Regions from separate parts of the Homo sapiens genome. Here region 1 is linked to region 2. Evidence: read pairs that join two places in POLR2A ChIA-PET (ENCODE). Cell type or tissue: GM12878. All regions are shown on one strand. Links, peaks and the distances in the headings refer to the core of each region. The heading gives the core; the rest is flanking DNA.

Region 1 (10,050 bases), core at 1,174-9,173, 130 kb after region 2:
CTGCACAGCCACTGTGATGAGTTTCCAAGCCTTGCACAAATACGCCGAGAACGCTGTGGCTGTACGAACTGCCTTCAATCAGACCCGACCTGGCCATGTGTTATCAAGGTCACTCCTTCAGGTATGACTACTCCAAGCCTCAAATCTCTGTAAAACCCAAGGAGATCCACAAGATCATCTGCTCCAGCGACTCCCTTCCCCATTTCACAGATTCCTCAGAGAGGGGCAGGGATCAACGCTAGGCATTTAGTTGGAGGGCTGGATCCAGCCCCCAAATCTTTATCCTTGGCTAGGAAAACCTCTGCTACCCATTTCCTCATGACCAGAGGAGGCAGGAGGGCAGTGTGAAGGAATTGGCTTTGAAGGCCAGCTGGCCTGGTTTGAATCTATGGGGGCACTTCCTAGCTGAACAACTTTGGGATAGAAACTAAACCTTTCCACACCTTGTATTTTCACATACATTCATGTGTACCATTATGCTGTCTACTTCATGGGTAGTTTAAAGGTTAAATAAGAATTCAGACTTGGGAGGCTGAGGTGGGAGGTTGAGGCAGGAGAATCATTTGAGCCCAGGAGGTCAAGACTGCAGTGATTTGTGATCACACCACTGCACTCCAGTCTGGGCCACAGAGCGAGAACCCATCTCTAAAAAACTAAACTAAAATAAAGATGTTTAAAATTTGTTGGTACACAGCAGATACTCAATGAGAATAGCTGTCACTGTTTTTATTATTATTACCTATAAATCTCCAAGCTTTAGATACAATACATTGAAAAAAATTATTTACCCTCACTAGGGATTTTCTCCCCCATATCAGAGTAAGATCCACTGCAATATTCTAGTAAATAATCATTCTCTTAGTATAATTAAAATAAAATTTATCTTACAAACATCTGTACCTCAGGAATAATTTTTTTTTTTAAGAGACAGGGTCTCCCTATATTGCCCAGGTGGCCTCAAACTCCTAGGCTCAAGTGATCCTCCTGCCTCAGCCTCCCGAGTAGCTGGACTCCAGGAGGAATGATATTTTGATTGTGGAACATGACATAAGCCAGAGGGGTAATATTGTGGCCACTGAAGTAGGAAACATTTTAAGGAGTGCCTGTCCCTACACGCAAGACGCTGTTGGCTCCAGACGAACTCTGAGTCAGGATCCTGCAAGGCGGTGCTCACTTCTTGAAGGAGATTTTTTTTTTTTTTTAGATAGAAATGGCTCAGAAGGGAAGGGCTCGTGGATCCCTGTAATGTGCACACTCACCCACCCAGAACCAAAGAAACAGAGGCTGGGCTCTCAGGCGGGTACCCGGTAGCTCACACAAAGCTTTGTGTATGGAATTTGTCTGCTGGGAGGAAAGTCTGATGTTGGTCACTTCCCTCCTGGAGAAAAATACAACAATACGAGGAAGCGCCAAGCACTGTGGGAATGTTCCAAGTGTGAGTTCCAGCTCAGCCCAGAATATAAACAAAAGCGATGACCAGCCTGGAGGTCAGGCCTAGCAAAGCACTGAGGCAGAAAGTCTGGGAGGCACTCTTCTGTCTTCTGGGGTCCTCTAGACTCTGCCTTTTTTTTTTTTTTTTTTTTTTGAGACAGTCTCCCTCTGTTGTCCAGGTTGGAGTGCAGTGGTGCAATCACAGCTCACTGCAGCCTCCAACTGCTGGGCTCAAGCAATCCTCCTGTCTCAGCCTCCTGACTAGCTGGGACTATACGCACTTGCCACCATGCCTGGTTAATTAGTAAAATTATTTTTTGTAGAGATAGCATCTTGCTTGGTTGCCAGGCTGGTCTCAAACTCATGGCCTCAGGTGATCCTCGAGCCTCAGCCTCCCAAAGTGCTGGAATTATAGGCATGAGCCACCGAGTCTGGCCGAGACTGCTTTGAAGTAACTTTCCTGTCCAGGCCTGGAGGAAATCATCGAAGGCAAAGGCCACCACGTGTCGAATGTCATAGGAAATACAAGCTCAGGGACTCTCTTATGACACATCTGCAAACTTATAGATCAGTCTCAGAATGTCATAGCTGGAGGGGCCTCAGAGATTTACTCAACAAATACCAACACGGAGCTTGGGGAGGGTCGGATAACATGCACGAAGAATCACTTAGTTATCCCGGTGATCAGTGCTAAATTCAGGGTGGGGGACGCATGTCTAGCAGGGCGACCTAATCTAAGCTGGAAGTCAGGGAAGGGTGAGACTTGAAGGATGAGCAGAGCTGGACCAGGCAAAGGGGCAGTGTGTATGAAAGACCTGTGTAGCTGGAGGTATGTGCCCAGGGGAAGGCCGGGGGTCAGATGGGACAGGGCCTTATAGATCCAGGGCTTTGTCTCATGGGCTTTGGGGGTTCCTAAGGTGCCGGCAAACCACGTGTTCATTCTTCTGGGAAGAGAGGTCTATGGCTTTCACCAAAGTCTTAAGGAGTTTCAAGAGGTTAAGAATGGCCGGGCACGGTGGCTCACGTCTGTACTTAGGATCCCAGCACTTTGGGAGGCCAAGGTGGGCAGATCACAAGGTCAGGAGATAGAGACCATCCTGGCCAAGATGGTGAAACCCCATCTCTACTGAAAATACAAAAATTACCTGAGCATGGTGGTGAGCACCTGTACTCCCAAGCTACTCGGGAGGCTGAGGCAGAAGAATCACTTGAACCCGGGAGGTGGAGGTTGCAGTGAGTGGAGATTGCACCACTGCACTCCAGCCTGGTGACAGAGCGAGACTCCCTCTCAAAAAAAAAAAAAAAAAAAAGAGGTTAAGAACTACTGATCTAGCCCAACTCATTACAATAAAATGGAGAAACTGAGGTCCAGAGAAAAAAGACCTTTCACAGGAGGCTAGAGGCCCCAAGTCACTGACTCCCATTGCAGTGCTCTCCCACAGCTAGCCCGCCGACCCACGTCTGCAGGGGATGTGTCAACAACTACATATGCTGGCTCCCATCCCACTGGCCACTGCTGCTGGATCCCACACGAGGCTGCTTCTATCCAGGCAGGCCTAGAAGGACAATCTACGGAAATGAACTGCAAAGTCACCAGCCCATCTTTCTTGTGCAACCTAATCTGCAAAACACAGGGGCTCAGAACCTGTCCCTTGCTTCAGATTTCAAGGACCCCCCCAATGATACAGTTTCTGGCTTTTCAAGAAGCTTCATGGATGAGGCTGGTTCACTGAAGGGCAATCAGGGCTCAGCATCCAGCCTTCTGAAGAAGCTGTTTACTTGTTGTTCTTTACAAAGTCAGGACTTGGCCAGGAACTAAACGTAGCCCTCAGTATGGGAAAGGGAGAAATTTGGAAGACTTGGTGGAAAGTCTAAATATGTAAGGAGAATGCTTCTTAAACCCCTGATGTGGCCAGGCACTATGGCTCATGCCTGTAATCCCAGCACTTTGGGAGGCAGAGGTAGGTTGATTACTTGAGCCCAGGCGTTTGAGACCTGCCTGGGCAACATGGCAAAACCCTGTCTCTACAAAAAAAGGAAAAACATAATTAGCTAAGCATTGTGTTATGTGTGTCTGTAGTCACAGCTACTCGGGGGGCTGAGGTGAGAGAATGGCTTGAGCCTGCGAGGCAGAGGTTGCAGTGAGCCAAGATCGCGCCATTGCACTCCAGCCCGGGTGACAGAGGCAGACCCTGTCTCAAAAAAATAAAATAATAAAAACCCCTCGATGCTTCCTGTAATACTAAAGGTAGAAGTCCTAAGTACGTGGATTGGCATTCAAGGCCTTTTGGAGTCTGGCCCCAAATTACCTTTCCCACCTTCATCTCCCACTTCCTCACACGGCGACTGGACACTGTGCATAGCCGTGCACCTGCCTGCCTGCACTGTAGCTCCTGTCCCTCCTCTCCAGCGAGTCAAAGGAAACCTCACAGCCAACATCCAGTGGACTCTCAAAGATCAGTGTTGAGGGTCCCACAGCCTCGGGTCCCACAGCCTCTGCTTCACTTGGACCATGGCAGTATTGGAAGGGGTAATGCCCGCACTGGGGAAGACTCCAGCCCCTCTCCTGGCCAGCCCGCTGACCTCAGCCTCCAGGCTGTGATGCCTCTGCCCTTTACAACTCCCCGCCTCCAGATAAACTTGACAGAGCCACTCACTGCTGATGGCCCTCTGCACTGAGCTGCATGAGGATGAACACGGTCACAGCCTGCACTCTGGCTGTGCTCCTCAAGCTTGTAAAAATGCACCTGTCTCCCTTAAGAGGTGTGGAGTCCATACACAATGGGTACTCACTATCCACTGAACAAAAATTAGTGAGCGTCAGCTATGTGCCAGGCACCATTCTGGGCTCTGGTGAAATAGCAGCCGACAGGGAGCTTACCTCCCAATGAGGGAAAATATCATAAAAAAGAAGCAAATAGGCCAGGCGCGGTGGCTCACACCTGTAATCCTAGCACTCTGGGAGGCCAAGGCAGGCAGATTGCCTGAGCTCAGGAGTTCAAGATCAGTCTTGGCAACATGGTCCCTGTCTCTATTAAAAACACAAGATATTAGCGAGGCATGGTGGTGCATGCCTGTAATCCCAGCTACCGGGGAGGCTGAGGCAGGAGAATCGCTTGAACCCAAGAGGTTGCAGTGAGCCAAGACTGCACCACTGCACTCCAGCCTGTGCAACAGAGTGAGACTGTCTCAAAAAAAAAAAAAAAAGGCTACATTTAAAGGGGGAAAAAGAGCGGGGGATGAGGGACAGAAAGTGATGCGCACCCTATCTGTTATTCTGGGCCCAGTGGTTAGGGCTGACCTCTCTGGGTGGCATCTGAACAAAGATGTGAGGCAGCTAGGGATAGGGAGCAAAGGACACAGGAAGAGGAACTCATGTTTGCCCAGTTCTTCCAATCGAGTACTCCCCAGCATGAACTCACCAAAACCCTACCGCAGGATCCATCTTATCAATGAGAAACTGATTTTTAAAAGGAGATGGGTGAGCAACTTTTCCCAAGATCACATGATCAGCAAACGGTGGCACCAGCAGCCTTTAAACCGTGGCTCTTGTCCATGGCTTCTCAGCAGGTGCCCTACAATATCTGGGGAATGAATGTTCCAGTAAGAGAACGGCAAGTGCAAAGGCTCTGAGGGAAAGGAACACCTGGAAGAAGAGCACAAAAGCCAGTGTGGCTGGGACACAGTGACGGGGAGAGGGGTGTCAGGGAGTGAGTTAAGGGCCAGAGTCCAGGGCGCACACAGGCCACGTCGAGGACCTCGGATCGCTTCACATGTGTGGGGAAGCCCCAGGCAATCATAAAGAGGATCCATGTGATCCAGTTCACACTCTGGCTGTGAAATGCAGAATGAATGGCTGTGAGTTGGGAGAAGAAACCAAGAAGCCGGTTAGGAAGGCATGGGGCAGTCCAGGGAGAAACGGCGGTGGCCTGGAGTAAGGGGTCAGCAGAGGAGGTACTAAGAAGGACCAGTCAGGATTTATTGGAGTAAATCGCAGGGGTTTACCGAGGGACTGGATGTGCGCTGGGAGAGAGGAGGCAAGGACACCCTCATTGTTTTCTCATCCAAACCAAGATTTCTAAGCCTGAACAATCGGATCAAAAATGGCATTATTTACTGTGATAGGGGAACCCAAGGTGAGTTACCAGGCAGAGAGTGAAGGGGAGAACCAAGAGTTCTGGTTCAGGTGCATAATGTCCTAAAGAGGGGCTGGAAACATGCATTTGAGAAGGACCAGTGTTTAGCTAGCTGGCTTAGTGCCACGGGACTAGGCTGCCTGTTCCCAAATGGCAATTCAGGAGACAGAAGAGCCCAAAACAGAAGGCTGAGATGAAACCCTTTACAGAGCACGTACACTTGATGCTGTAAAATTACTCATGGGAGTACTGCGTGACTTCAGATATAATTTAAATTTTAGAGGTTGTGGCTTTTTGTGTGTGTGTGTGAGACAGGGTCTCACCATGTTGCCTAGGCTGGACTTGAACTCCTGGGTTCAAGTGATCCTCCCACCTCAGCCACCAGAGTAGCTGGAACTACAGGCACATGCCACGGTGCTTGGCAAAATTTTAGTTTTCACGTTCTGGATGCTTAGTTTGTAAATGTCTTGCTTATCATGACTAATATGTCATCCAAATTAATCAGCTAATATCCCAAGGCACAATATACATTCAGAGTGAGATTCACCAAAGAGTTTTCTTCCCAACTGCTCAGCTTCTGGCCATCTCTTGTCAGGGCTCATTAGATCACTGTTGTTTTTCCCTCGCAATACTGCTGACAAGAAGCATGAACTGGAAGCAGAAGTGTCACCATTTTCTTGTTCACGTGTACTTATACTACTAGAAAAGTCTTCAGTCTGTGATGTCTTTTTGGGGCTATTATTAAGCTACTTCTCTATTTTATAAGGGTTTGTTTCAATACTGGGCAGCGGCTTCAACCTAGCTCTTCAACCCAGCTGGACAAGTCACATAAACCCTTCAGGGCTTTTTTTTTTTTTTTTTTTTTTTTTGAGACAGTCTCACTCTGTCACCCGGAGAGATAGTAGTAAGCTGATGTTCATTAGGCACTTAGCCCATGCAGTACCAGGCTCCTTTCTGTGTATTTTACTCTCGTGGTTGCATTAGATCCTCACGATAAGAGAAGGATACTGTTACTGTTCTCATTCTACAGAGGAGGAAACTAAGACACAGAGCTTTTCTTTGAGATCTGAAAGAGTTAAGATTTGTACATAGTCATACACCGAATTGGGGCAAAGTTAGGGGAATAGTTCATCTGACTATTGCCCACACAGCTATATTTTCTTCTTTTCTTTCTTTCTTTTTTTTTTTTTTTTGAGACAAGAGTCTCACTCTGTCACCCAGGCTGAAGTACAGTGGCACGATCTCAGCTCACTGCAACCTCCCCCTTCTGGGTTCAAGCGATTCTCCTGCCTGAGCCTCCCGATTAGCTGGGACTACAGGCATGGGCCACCACACCCAGCTAATTTTTGTATTTTTAGTAGAGACAGGGTTTCATCATGTTGGCCAGGCTGGTCTCAAACTCCTGACCTCAGGTGATCCGCCCACCTTGGCCTCCCAAAGTGCTGGGATTACAGGCGTGAGCCACCGTGCCCAGCCTTGGGCCTCAGTTTTCTCATCTGTAAAATGAGGCCACTGTCACCTCCTTCCAGTGCTTTTGAGAGGATTAAATACACATAGCACAGCTCCTGGCATTACTGCACAGAAATTCTTTGTTACGTCATCATCATCATCATTATTATTATAAGGGCAACCTTTTATCTTACAGGTAAGTCCCTATGACCCTTCCAATTCCTCTCCAGACTTTGAGTGGTGGTTCCAAAGATACCCCCCACCTCTACCAGCAGTGTCACCCAGGGAACTCGCTAGAGATGCTCATTCTCAGCCCAACCACAGACCTACTGAATCAGAAACCAGGCGCCAGAGCCCAGAAACCTCCAGGTGCTGACGTTTGAGAGCCACCGAACAGGCAGGCAGCATTCTGGGTACCCGGCAGGTCCTCAGGACAGCGACCACCTGGCCCCAGATGACCCTGTCAGCAACACCTGCCAACATCACAGGCTGCAAGTTATCAATTTGTCACAAACATCAAGCTTCTTACCTGTCTTTCTGGCTGTTTCCTTTAACCTCCTCCCACAGTATATCACTTGCATAAAAAATGAAACTTCTTAGAAAAATCCTATGCCTGTATCTTTTCCACAGCAACAGAAAAAAAAATCTCTGTCCAAGTTAACCAAGACAAGTGTCCCTATATAATTATTTTTCCAACTTTCTCTATAAAACTTAAATTGACAAAAATACTAATATCCCTTTTATCCATTCCAAAGAATAACAATTTGAGATTTGATGTGATTTTTACCTTAAGATAATGTGATCTGGTTGTTATATGTACATGTTTATGTTTCTTGAACCAAACCATCCCAGATTTTGATGCTTCTAGGAGTGACTGGAACATGCCAAGTAGCAGATGCCCATGGGAGAACGGAGCCCCAGACAATCCCACCGACCCTCCCGCAGACTCCATGGACTTGACCTGCATTAGAACAGGCTGTGGACCTGAAGCAGTTCTCTCACTGCAAACCCAGACCCTCTCCAGTGCGAATTTGTGGAACGCGATAGATGTTAATGATTACTCCCTCAGTGTTTTCTCATCCAAATCAGGACATTTCGAAGGGGGTAGGGAGGACTCTGTTAATAATGATGCCAGGACAGCAGGCAGAAGCCGGGAAGTGTGCTCATCCCTCCATCTGTCACGCGCTCTGTCAGCACGGTGATCCTCAGGGTAATTTTCCTCTGGTGTCCGGATATCTAACTAAGAGGCTAGAAGAGAGGTGCATTGACAAGCAAAAATCCAGAGTCCAACCCTTCAGTCTAAGGCGAAGTCTCGTTTGGAGGGGTGTACTTGGACCCAGTCACAGCAAGCTCCATGAGGGCAGGAGACCTGACTTCTTTACCAGTGTTCCAGGCATCTATTGCCACCAACTGTATGGAATAGTCGCCGAAGAATTCAGCTCGAAGACGGGTCAGTGGCTTATACTGTATCTCCCTGATTCTAAGTCACAGACATTTGGCCCTCTGTAGCCATGGGTTCTGCATCTGTGGATTCAACCAACCTCAGGCAAAAAAAAAAAATGGATGGTTGTGTCTGTAACTGAAACACGTAGACTTTTTTCTTGTCAATATTCCCTAAGTAAGATGGTATAGCACCTATTTATATAGCATTTCCACTGTATTAGGTATTGTAAGTAATCTAGAGATAATTTAAAGCATATGGGAGGATGCATAGGTTATCTGCAAGTACTATGCCATTTTGCATCAGGGACTTGAGCATCTGTGGATTTTGGTATCCACTGGGGGTCCCAAAAATCAATCTCCCTTGGATACTGTAGTTTTTCACAGCTTCACTTTTGAAATCAAGGTGCGTTTTATAATCCACCTGCTAATGTATTTTCTCCTTTGTTTCCTGAGAAACATTAAATCGATAACGCCTTACATGTCTTATATGTGTTGGTGTCTTAGTGTCAAAAAAAAACCCCAAGGTAATTGGTTATCACCCAGATTCATAGAGAGACGTGTTAATGATACTCGTGGGAACAGAGACCCTATCGTGGCCATCTCCAGGTGGCGCTCCCACTCACACAGCGGTACCATGCCACCTAACAGGGCCTGCCAGGCTGGAAAATTCTTGGAGAGGGCCTTGATCTTGCTTTTGCCTAGATCGTCCTCTCTTTTCCCCTCCCCCAAGCCAGTGATACCTTCTCAAGAACGTGGCGATAGCCTGGAATCCTGCCAAACAGCTCTGGAGTAAGTGCCATCTGTGTTGTCAACTCAGAGAGAGTAAGTGCTGCTGATGGATCCAGGCAGAGCCCTCGGAGGGAAGCCAATGCAGAGCTTGAGAGTCTTTACTAACAGCCGACATGAGCCAAGCACTAACTACGCGCCAAGCTATATCACCACCAGGGGCTAGAGCTCAACTAGACATTTAGGCTCCCAGGGACTTCCATCGGCCCCTGATGGGAATGGGAGCTTGCCAGGGGACAGCAGGGGCCCAGTACAGCTGAAAGGCCCAGGTCCAAGATGACTGGGTCCCCATCCAGAGGTGCAGGATCTGCCCTGGATTAAAAGCTTCATGGGCTGGGCATGGTGGCTCCCACCTGTAATCCCAACACTTTGGGAGGCTGAGGCGGGAGGATTCCTTGAGCCCAGGAGTTTGAGGCTGCAGTGAGCCATGATCACACCACTGCACTCCAGCCTGGATAACAGAGCAAAACCCTATCTCTATTTAAAAAACAAAACAAACAAACAAACAAAAACAACGGGGCGGGGGGCAGGCATGGTGGCTCACGCCTGTAATCCCAGCACTTTGGGAGGCTGAGGCTGGCAGATCACTTGACATCAGGAGTTTGAGACCAGCCTAGCCAACATAGTGAAACCCTGTCTCTACTAAAAATATAACAATTAGCCAGGTGTGGTGGTACATGCCTGTAGCCCCAGCTACTCAGGATGCTGAGGCAGGAGAATCACTTGAACCCAGCAGACGGAGGCTGCAGTGAGCCGAGATCACACCATTGCACTTCAGCCTGGGTGACAGAGCGAGACTCCGTCT
Region 2 (10,050 bases), core at 113-8,112:
GGTCCAGGCCCAGGGCCAGGCTAGGCCTGGCATGGAGCCTGGTGGGCATGCTCTCAAGTCATCCTGGCAGAAACTGAAGGGCCCGGACTATATCTCAGCAGTGGCAGGTCCCTGGGTCCTCTGTGGCTCCCCCTCCCCTCGGTGTCCCGGGCTGTCTCTCCTTGTGTGTGGCCCGGGGCTCAGCTCTGCCTGGTCCCCCCGGGGCAGTGGCACTCACGCCTGCTGGAAGCAGCGCATGCTGTCGAGGATGTTGAACTGCTGCCACCGCTTGGAGAAGTTCACTTTCCCGTCGATGTAGTCTGGGTTTCCCAGGTGAACGAAGGTCAGGTCCTGCAGGATCAGCCCCCTGGGAGGACGGGTTAGGCAGCCTGTTACTGCTACGGGGTTTGGAAGCAGCAAGGGCTAGAGACATGTGTCAGGCGCTAGGACTCGCAGTGAGCAGCTTCCAAACCCCAGAGCAAACCAAAGAGCCAGTCTGAGGTGTCTGTTTCCCAGAACAAACTCCCGCCTCAGCCTCTGGCCTCTGGCTCCACAAGCACCTGCTGGGGACCTCGGAAGCCAGTATGCTGATGAGGAGCCTGAGGGTGATGCGGCTGCCATGGCTCAACCCATAAGGGCGAAGCTGTGGGCTGCTAAAGTAACATTAACAAATGAGCAGTAAAAAAAAAAAATAACAAAACCCAAACCAGGGGGCAGGGGCAGAGATCTCCTTTTATTAACAGGTGTGGTGGGCTGGGTGCAATGGCTCACACCTGTAATCCCAGTACTATAGGAGGCTAAGGCAGGAGGATTGAGCTCAAGAGTTTGAGAACAGCTAGGCTGGGTGTGGTGGCTCACACCTGTAATCCCAGCATTTTGGGAGGCCAAGGTGGGAGGATCACCTGAGGTCAGGAGTTTGAGATCAACCTGGCCAACATGGTGAAACCCTGTCTCTACTAAAAATACAAAAAGTAGCCGGGCATGGTGGTGCACACCTGTCATCCCAACTCGGGAGGCTGAGGCAGGAGAATCACTTGAACCTGGGAGGCGGAGGTTGCAGTGAGCCAAGATTGCGCCACTGCCTGGGTAACAAGAACGTAACAAGAACTCCAGCCTGGGTAACAAGAACGTAACTCTGTCTCAAAAAAAGAAAAAAAAAAAGAGTTTGAAACCAGCCTGGGCAACATAGCAAGACCTCGTCCCTACAAAAAATACAAAAATTAGCTGGGCATGGTGGCGTGTACCTGTAATCCCAGCTACTAAGGAGACCGATGTGGGAGGATTCCTTGAGCCCAGGAGTTCAAGGCTGCAGTGAGCTATGATTGCACCACTGCACTCCAGCCTGGGTGACAGAGACTCCGTCTTTATTAAACAAAGAAACTGGCTGGGTGTGGTGACTCCTGCCTGTAATCCCAGCACTTTGGGAGGCCAAGGCAGGTGGATCACCTGAGGTCAAGAGTTTGAGACTAGCCTGGCCAACATGGTGAAACTCCGTCTCTACTAAAAAAAATACAAAAAAAAAAAATTAGCCAGGCGTGGTTGCGCATGCCTGTAGTCCCATCGACTACTCAGGAGGCTGAGGTGGGAGAACTGCTTGAACTCAGGAGGCAGAGATTGCAGTGAGCCAAGATCATGCCACTGCATACCAGCCTGGGTGACAGAGTGAGACTCCATCACAAACAAAGAAACAAAGAAACAAACAAGGTGTAGTAACTTAATAGGTGCTTCTGACTGCAGAGGACTTAAGGCCAGATGAGAAAGACAGGGGCAGTTCCTCCACTCAGGGAGAACTCAGCTTGAGGGAGCAGATGTAGAGCCACAGTGGGAAAGACTGTTAGTGCTCAGAGCAGGAAGCCTGGGGATTTGTATCTCTGAGGGTTGAGGCCTCGAGGGCAGCCCTGCAGTAACCCTATAGGATGTGCCATTGAACACTCAGCACTGGGATGCTGCTGCGCTTTTGGTCTCTTGGAGATTCTCAGTGTCTACTAGTATATACTAAAGGCTCTCGTAAGTCCTGCAACAGACACTTGTTTGGTTTTGGTTATTCCGCTACGTCCCTTTTCTATGAAACACATATTTCCTCTCGCCCATGGTCCACGCTCAGGAAGCACTTTCTGAACTTCTTTACACCAAGGCTCTCAAGGTCCCTGGGTGGCCGTGCATCCTCAGGTTGTTCTAATGCGCAGCCACGTGTGAGGACACTGGAATACTGTGTGATGCCATGTGTGGGGAGAGGAGCCATACATCTGTCACAAGCATGGCTGCACATGCTCACGGGCAGGCTACAGAAGGAAATGAGAGTGGGGCTGGGGGCTGGGAAAGGAGAACCCGTATTCTTCACCTGAGCGCTTCTTTTCTGTTTAAACTGTATTATAAGAAGCATTATATATTATATTATATATATGTATTGTATATTATGCATTATAACTGTATTACAAGAACCTTAAGTAAAACCAAGTACAAATGTCTCCGTTAGAAACCCCTAAATTAAGATTTCTCTGCTGGAGCCTGACAGATCTTCCCCAGAGCAATGGAGGCAAACCCAGGCGGGGCTGGGGGCCTGGAGGGGCTGCTACTCACAGGTACGGGATGCACGGCGGTTCCACCTCCGAGAGGGCGGCCCGGTAGGCTCGGAAGGAGGACGAGCTGTCGATCAGTGTGCAGTACTCGGCCAGGCCCTGGCAGGACAGGACAGGACAGGACCGGACAGGGGTGAGCGAGTGCTGGGGCAATGCTGGGGCAGAGCCCTGGTCCTCCTCACTAACTGGAGGGTCAACCACCCTCTGCCCAACTCCACAGGTCCCACTACGCACAAACACCCAGCCAGGTGTGGGTCCTGGCCCTGGCCAGCAGGGATTCTGTCCTTTTCAACGAGTGTCAGCCCAACCCCTGGTCACAGGGGACTTCAGGCCGTTTTGTGGAGAAACACCCCACAGTACTCATTGTGCCTGGGCAGCCAGCGCTTGTGTGTATACGACATCCCGGAAGATGGGCTCCTGCCTGGCCCTGTTCGGCGGTGCAGCCAGAGGAGCTTCCCAGGCACACACTGAGTGGCGTCACTCCTGACTCGGAGCTGCCTTTGCTCTGCCCTGTACTCAGGGAGGACCAACTAAAGATAGCATGTGACCTCGCCCTCCCCAGGGCTGGGTGGCTTCTCTCCTGCAGGGGTGGGGGGCTCCCACCTAGGAGACTCAGCCAGCCCTGCCCCACTCAGAAGGCCCCTCTCCTGCCTCTTCTCCTGTTACGTGCCTCTCCCTGAAGTGCTGCCTCCTGAGGACCCCCCATGCAGAGGCCGTGTGAATTTCCCACCTCTCCCCATACACTAGCTTACAACCATCCCTGAACATGGGCTTGAACAAGAAGACCCTGGGTGGCCTGGCTGACACCCGGGTCTCTGACATGACCCCTGGGTGGCCTGGGTCACACTCGGGTTCCTGACACGACCCCCAGGTGGCCTGGCTGACGCTCGGGTTCCTGACATGACCTCTGGGTGGTCTGGTCACACTCAGGTCCCTGACACAATCCCTGGGTGGCCTGGCTGAACTTGGGTCCCTGACATGACCCCTGGGTGGCCTGGCTGACACTCAAAAGCCATGGGTTTTGCCCCCATTTGCAATATTATTTCCCTACACAGGATAAAGGTCCAACTCCTCACCAGGCTCCTGAGGCTCTCATGACCTAGAACTGGTCCCCTTCTCCCGGGATGTGGTCCCCTGGCCTCCTCCTGTCCCTGGAGGTGCTGACCCCCACCTGCTCCTGGCTGTGCACTCCTTTGTCCCCTTTGATTCTCTTCCCTTCCCAGGAAACTCCTCCTCCTCTGCAGATGGTGGCATGAGTGACACTTCCTCTGGGCTGGCCCACCTGCCCACCCTTCTTCTTTTAGTGCTTATCTAGCAGAAACTCACCCAACATCATGTTGGGCTGTTCACAGTGCGTCCCCAGCACCTACCGCAGTGCCCGGCCCGAAGCAGACCCTTCAGAAGAACGGGCTGAGGGCGGGCGGGGGAGGCGGGAACCCAGGGATGGGCCTGCTGGGTGGCAGCAGAACACCGGGATGTGACCACCCCAGAACCAACCTCGAAGCTCCCGGGGGCCTGAAGATTGGGGATCAGAGACAGGAAGGCGGGAGGGCAGCTGTTCTGGTCACACAGCATGTCGGTGGCAGAGCAGGGGCCTAGGCCCAGCATTTGCTCCAGTGGGAGCACTTTCTGCCACAGCTAGTCGCCTGAGGGCTGGGCGGCCCCCCTTACCAGCCACCCTCCCGCCCACGCCCCAAGGCCACTCACCTCTGAAGTCTGCTTCTGCCACTCCAGCCTGCGGATGGGCGCCGAGTCCAGGGCAGAGAGGATGGCCAAGTAGGAGTTGAAGTTATTCAGCTTCCGCAAGTGCTGCCGAGAGAGGGGCGGTGCCGTGAGGCAGGAGGGCAGGCGGGTCCCGGGCTCCCAGAGCAGGGACTGATGATGGGGGCCTGGGAAGGACTTGGCCACCATTACCTTCATGATCTTGATGAACTTCAAGAGCAGCCGTTCCCTGTCCTGGGCCTTTTCCTGTAACATGATTATGGACCGGACCCTGCATGGACCAAGGGAAAAAGAAACAGCTGAGTTGACAAGTCCCTGCAGGTCCCAGGGGTCCTGGTGGAGACAGGACCTGTACGACCCCCATGCCAGTGGCCACGAGCCCACCCCTACTGAATACCTGCAGCCTGCCCCAGGCATAGATCTAGTTTCTGCTCTCCAGGAGCTCATAACATCCTGGGACAGAGGCACAAGGAAATCTGGTGACAATAAATCTGGTGACCATAAGGAAATCTGGTGAAGGCCCAAAGGGGGCTTCGAATCTGCAGGTGGAGCATGGGAGGATGAAAGCAGAGCCTTTCCTGACAAGCATGGGCCCCAAGTACCAGGGGGCTGGGCAAGTTCCTTGTGTGATGCAGGACTGGCTCGGGGAGACCCGCTAGCACGTGAGGTAAGAGGTCACCTTGGGCAGCCACGAGGGAAGGAAACTCTCAGAACCTTAGTAGCAACCAAAGCCGAGACCAAAGCCAAAGGCCAGTCTCATCTGTGTGATAAATGCAGCAGGGATGTCACCCTGGCCTCAATTTCCTGTGGTTCACAGGGGCCACTACCAGGGTCACTTGGAGGTGGTGCCGCACTTTGCACTGCTGGTTCTTCTTTTTTATTTAAGAGACAGGGTCTTGATCTGTCACCCAGTGCTGTGAGTATATCTCACTGTAGTCTTGAACTCCTGTTCTCAACTGATCCTTCTGCCCCAGCTTCCCGAGTAGCTGGGACTATAGGTGTGCACCACTGCTCTTGGCTAATTTTAATTTTTTGTAGGGGGGGGGCGTCTCTCTATGTTGTCCAGGCTGGTCTCGAACTCCTGCGCTCAAGTGACCCTCCTGCCTCGGCCTCCCAAAGTCCTGGGATTATAGATGTGAGCCACTGCACTCGCACCTCTGTGCAGCCAGGCCCTGTGGAGTGTGCCCCTGAGCTTCTTGCACCCAGCCAGAGGCTGGTGTCAGAAGCCAGGCTTGGGGCCTTGTGTGCAGCTTCCGTCTGCTTTAGAAACCACATCCTGTTGGGCAAAACCCTACGCTGGACTGCCATAGCTAAACATGCTTTTCCCCAGGATGGAGTGCTTCTGTGGGGAGGAAGATAGGCAAACGGGAGATGATCTCGGGGCCTTTAAAACACATCAGACATTCTCCTGGAGGCAACAGTGGGTGGGTGGGGGTGGCACAGCTGCTGAGCTCTAGGGGGTCCTGCCTGATGCTGAGCTGCTATGGGGGCTTTGTCGCCTCTTGAAGAGACAAGAGCTCTGGTTTATAAACACATTACTGGGATTCATTTTGCTTTAAGAATTAAAGACTAGGCTGGGAGCGGTGGCTCATGCCTGTAATCCCAGCACTTTGGGAGGCTGAGGTGGGTGGATCACGAGGCCAGGAGGTTGAGACCACCCTGGCTAACACGGTGAAACCCTGTCTCTACTAAAAATACAAAAAATTAGCTGGGTGTGGTGGCGAGCACCTGTAGTCCCAGCTACTCTGGAGGCTGAGGCAGGAGAATGGCGTGAACCCGGGAGGTGGAGCTTGAGGGGAGCCAGAGCTTGCAGTGAGCCGAGATTGCGCCACTGCACTCCAGCCTGGGCGGCAGAGCCAGACTCCGTCTCAAACACACACACACGCACGCACACACACACACACACACCTGCAGAGCAAGACTCTGTCTCAAACACACACACACACACACACACACACACCTGCAGAGCCAGACTCCGTCTCAAACACACACACACACACACACCTGCAGAGCAAGACTCCGTCTCAAACACACACACACACACACACCCACCTGCAGAGCGAGACTCCGTCTCAAACACACACACACACACACCTGCAGAGCGAGACTCCGTCTCAAACACACACACACACACACACCTGCAGAGCGAGACTCCGTCTCAAACACACACACACACACCTGCAGAGCGAGACTCCGTCAAACACACACACACACACACACCTGCAGAGCGAGACTCCGTCTCAAACACACACACACACACCTGCAGAGCGAGACTCCGTCTCAAACACACACACACACACACACCTGCAGAGACTCCGTCTCAAACACACACACACACACACACCCCTGCAGAGTGAGACTCCGTCTCAAACACACACACACACCTGCAGAGCGAGACTCCGTCTCACACACACACCTGCAGAGCGAGACTCCGTCTCACACACACACCTGCAGAGCGAGACTCCGTCAAACACACACACACACACACACACCTGCAGAGCGAGACTCCGTCTCAAACACACACACACACACACACACACCTGCAGAGCGAGACTCCGTCTCAAACACACACACACACCTGCAGAGCGAGACTCCGTCTCAAACACACACACACACACCTGCAGAGCGAGACTCCGTCTCAAACACACACACACACACACACCTGCAGAGTGAGACTCCGTCTCAAACACACACACACACACACACACACACACCCCTGCAGAGCGAGACTCCGTCTCAAACACACACACACACACACCTGCAGAGCGAGACTCCGTCTTACACACACACCTGCAGAGCGAGACTCCGTCTCAAACACACACACACACACACACCTGCAGAGCGAGACTCCGTCTCAAACACACACACACACCTGCAGAGCGAGACTCCGTCTCAAACACACACACACACACACACACCTGCAGAGCGAGACTCCATCTCAAACACACACACACACCTGCAGAGCGAGACTCCGTCTCAAACACACACACACACACACACACGAATTAAAGACTAAATGCAAACATTAACGTTATAGAGCCCACTCCTTTGCTAACTGTTCTGTCAGGCAGAGTCAGTGTGAGCATCAGCTTGAGATTGCCTGGCAGTGACCAGGGCAGGAGGGCAAACTCACGCCCTTCCCAACACCACCTATGGCAGACATCGCTCCTCGACCCTGGCACTCTTCCCTGCTGAGCCTCCTCGACCAGGTGGCCACTTCCAGCAAGCCCCATCCTGTCCCTGCCCCTGTCCTCAGCCTGTCAGTGCTCATGGGAACCCCCAGGAGCTTAGCGGAATGAAAGAGGCAGCTCCTTCTCCTACCATTCAAGCTCCCTGCAAAGGAAAACGCAGAGCCCACCCAGACGTGCCACCATCCAGAGCAACAGGGCTTGGCGCTGGGCCTCTCTTACCAGTAGGACATGTTGTTGAAGTGCTCCGTGAACTGGGTCAAGTTGGGGCTCTTCTCCTCATTCTGCTCTTTTGCCCAAAGCAAAACCTCAGGAATCTACAAAAGGAAAGAAGGCAGATGGAGGTGGAGCCCCGGCTTTCCCCTGATGGGGGTTTCTCTCATTCAGGGACAAACAGTGTGGCTCCCCCTGGCAGGAGCAGCCTGTACCTCTATTTTATAGAAGAGCTCAGCATCCAGCAGCGTTAGCTGCTCCGCTATCTCATGGCTGTGAAAGTCGTGCAAGGTCCCCGGCCTGGAAGACAGAGGTGTGAGAAGAGCCGTCAGGGGTGGGGAGGCCGGTGGGGAGGGCTGAGCAGGCCCGGGCTGCGGGCGTCAGAGCAGGAGAGCCTCTCTGCCCAGCAGGAGCGTGGAGGCTACAGGGCGGGGAAGCCCCAAAAGGCTCCCTGGGGCCCTAATGGCCTCCTGCCTCTCTCCGGGACGACACTGTCTGCCTTTCTCTCCTGCTTCTGCTGGGTATGTCCAGCAGCTTCTGGAATCAGAAGCCTGAGTTTCCCTCGTGAGCTCATGGACAGTTGAGATGCCAAGAAGGCTCGCTCACGGCTGGAGCCCACTTCCAGGTGGCCAGCAAGAACAGAGATGGTGCCAAAGAAACGAAGGCTATGCGCTCACTGGAAGGAGCCCACTACTCAACAGACATGTATAGGTGCAAATGACACTCACCGTCGGTGTCGAGGGGACGGGCCACAGACTGGCATCAACCACTGCCATGTTCGTGCTGGGACAACCCAGAACTGACCACAGCCCAGGGTGTGTGCACTCCTGCCCTGTCCTATGAAGCCCCATGCCCTGCTGCCCGCTTCCTGGTCACAAAGGGATCACCACCCAATATGTGCCTCCTGGAGAAGAGGCCCAGCCCCCAGGGATCCACGGGGCTGTTCCTGAGGCACCTCATCAAAGGGCCTGTGCAGAACCAGGATGGGGCTGTGGGGCTGGCAGGGAGGGAGGGTAAACTGAGAAAGGCACGGCTCCTGGGGAAGAGGCAGGGCTGGAGAGGTGGGCTTCTCACCTGGCTGCTACCCCCCGGGCTGCCAGGGGCTGGCTGGAGGTGGCACACCTGAGTAGCTTCTTCTGGTCCACCTTGTCCAGGATGTTCTTCCGGAGCACACGGGCCAGGCTCAGCTCCCCATTGCACACCAGGCGGAAGACCAGTTCCATCAGCAGCTTCAGGATCTCTTCTGTCAACTCCACCAGGCTGAAGGACAAAAGAGCACAAGGTGAGGAGCAGGAACGCAAGGCCCAGGCAGAGTCTGTCTTTGCCTTGAGACACACAAAGGGCACGGGGCTGTGACCGGCACAGAGCTGGCTGGGAAATTTCTCATGGGAAGAGAGCAGGAGACGAGAGCCTGGGATGGCTGCCTGTGTCCTTGGAGGTGTTGGGATGGTCACAAGCACCTGCCACACACTCAACAGCCATCTGTTGGCGCTGGACAAGCGCCAGTGACTGTGCTGGGGCCTGGGCTGCAGGGACAAGTCCTACACGAATCCCGCCCTGGGGAGCTGCTGCTCCCATTGGGCAATGAGACACCAAGACTTCCCGGCCTCTCAGACTAGATGCTCCCCAACTTGCCCTGCTGAGCACTGTCCACACGTGGCCATTTCCCAGCCGCACAGCCACTTACCATGGTCATCTCCCCCAGCAGGAGGAAGGCAGTCCGCCTGATGGAGATTTGTTAGCGGAACGGATATGGCCAAGTGCCATGCTGTCAGATGGCCAGCCATGGAAACACTGAGGAGCGAGGGAGAGGTGGCCTCTCCCATTCCAGCCTCCACACAGCCTCCACCATGGCTGGCGGCTGAGAGCACGGCCTGCTGGAGACTGGACCTAAGATACCATGGGAGCAGGTGCGTTGGGCGGGTTCTCTCCTGAGGGTCCAGGAGGGACCTCATGAGGAAATCCAGGGCCTGGGTGCAGGGTGGAGAGACACCTCACCCATCTCACCCTGGTCTATCGGGCACAGGCCATTCTCTCAAAGGACCAAGATAGAGCAGGCAAGAGCCAGCTCTGCCCAGAGCCGATGGGCAGGAGAAGCAGGTGGAATGGAGCCTTTGCCTCCCCACTGGCCCCCAGGACCCCAAGGGTGAAGCACTCACCAGAGCTCATCCACCACCCGTACCAGCACGAAGAACGTGTTCTTGCTGACGCGCTTCTTGAATGTGTCGGCAAAGGGAGAGAATTTCTCATATGTGGAGCACGGGTTAAAGAAATAGCCATGTGGTCGGCTGAGGGTGGTGGAGTGGAGGACTGACTCCTGGTGACCACTCACTGAGCGCTCACAATGTGCCCATCTTCCTGCATGTAAA

The links. Peaks named below come from ENCODE experiments on the same cell type or tissue, not always from the same donor. Only the 100,000 strongest peaks of a DNase experiment are listed, where the experiment ranks them.
Region 1: POLR2A ChIA-PET joins it to region 2 with 10 read pairs; 6 of 35 experiments call an interaction of 5 or more read pairs at or near these places.

The regions. Positions count from the first base shown.
Region 1 is chr9:131,713,143-131,723,192 of GRCh38, forward strand. All of the region lies in intron 1 of RAPGEF1 (Rap guanine nucleotide exchange factor 1), which reads right to left. Among named protein-coding and RNA genes, the nearest start is that of RAPGEF1, 22 kb to the right of the region's middle. RefSeq lists an enhancer at 9,554-10,050. In GM12878, for the core only: no CTCF peak of the experiment used is centred there; no DNase peak of the experiment used is centred there; H3K4me3 peaks cover 1,090 bases; H3K27ac peaks cover 2,861 bases.
Region 2 is chr9:131,580,046-131,590,095 of GRCh38, forward strand. It overlaps RAPGEF1 (Rap guanine nucleotide exchange factor 1), which reads right to left. Exons shown (of 27, transcript NM_001377935.1): 19 at 9,841-9,933; 20 at 8,756-8,941; 21 at 7,897-7,981; 22 at 7,691-7,785; 23 at 4,473-4,551; 24 at 4,266-4,367; 25 at 2,560-2,657; 26 at 218-346. Among named protein-coding and RNA genes, the nearest start is that of PRRT1B, 40 kb to the left of the region's middle. RefSeq lists an enhancer at 9,305-9,804. In GM12878, for the core only: no CTCF peak of the experiment used is centred there; no DNase peak of the experiment used is centred there.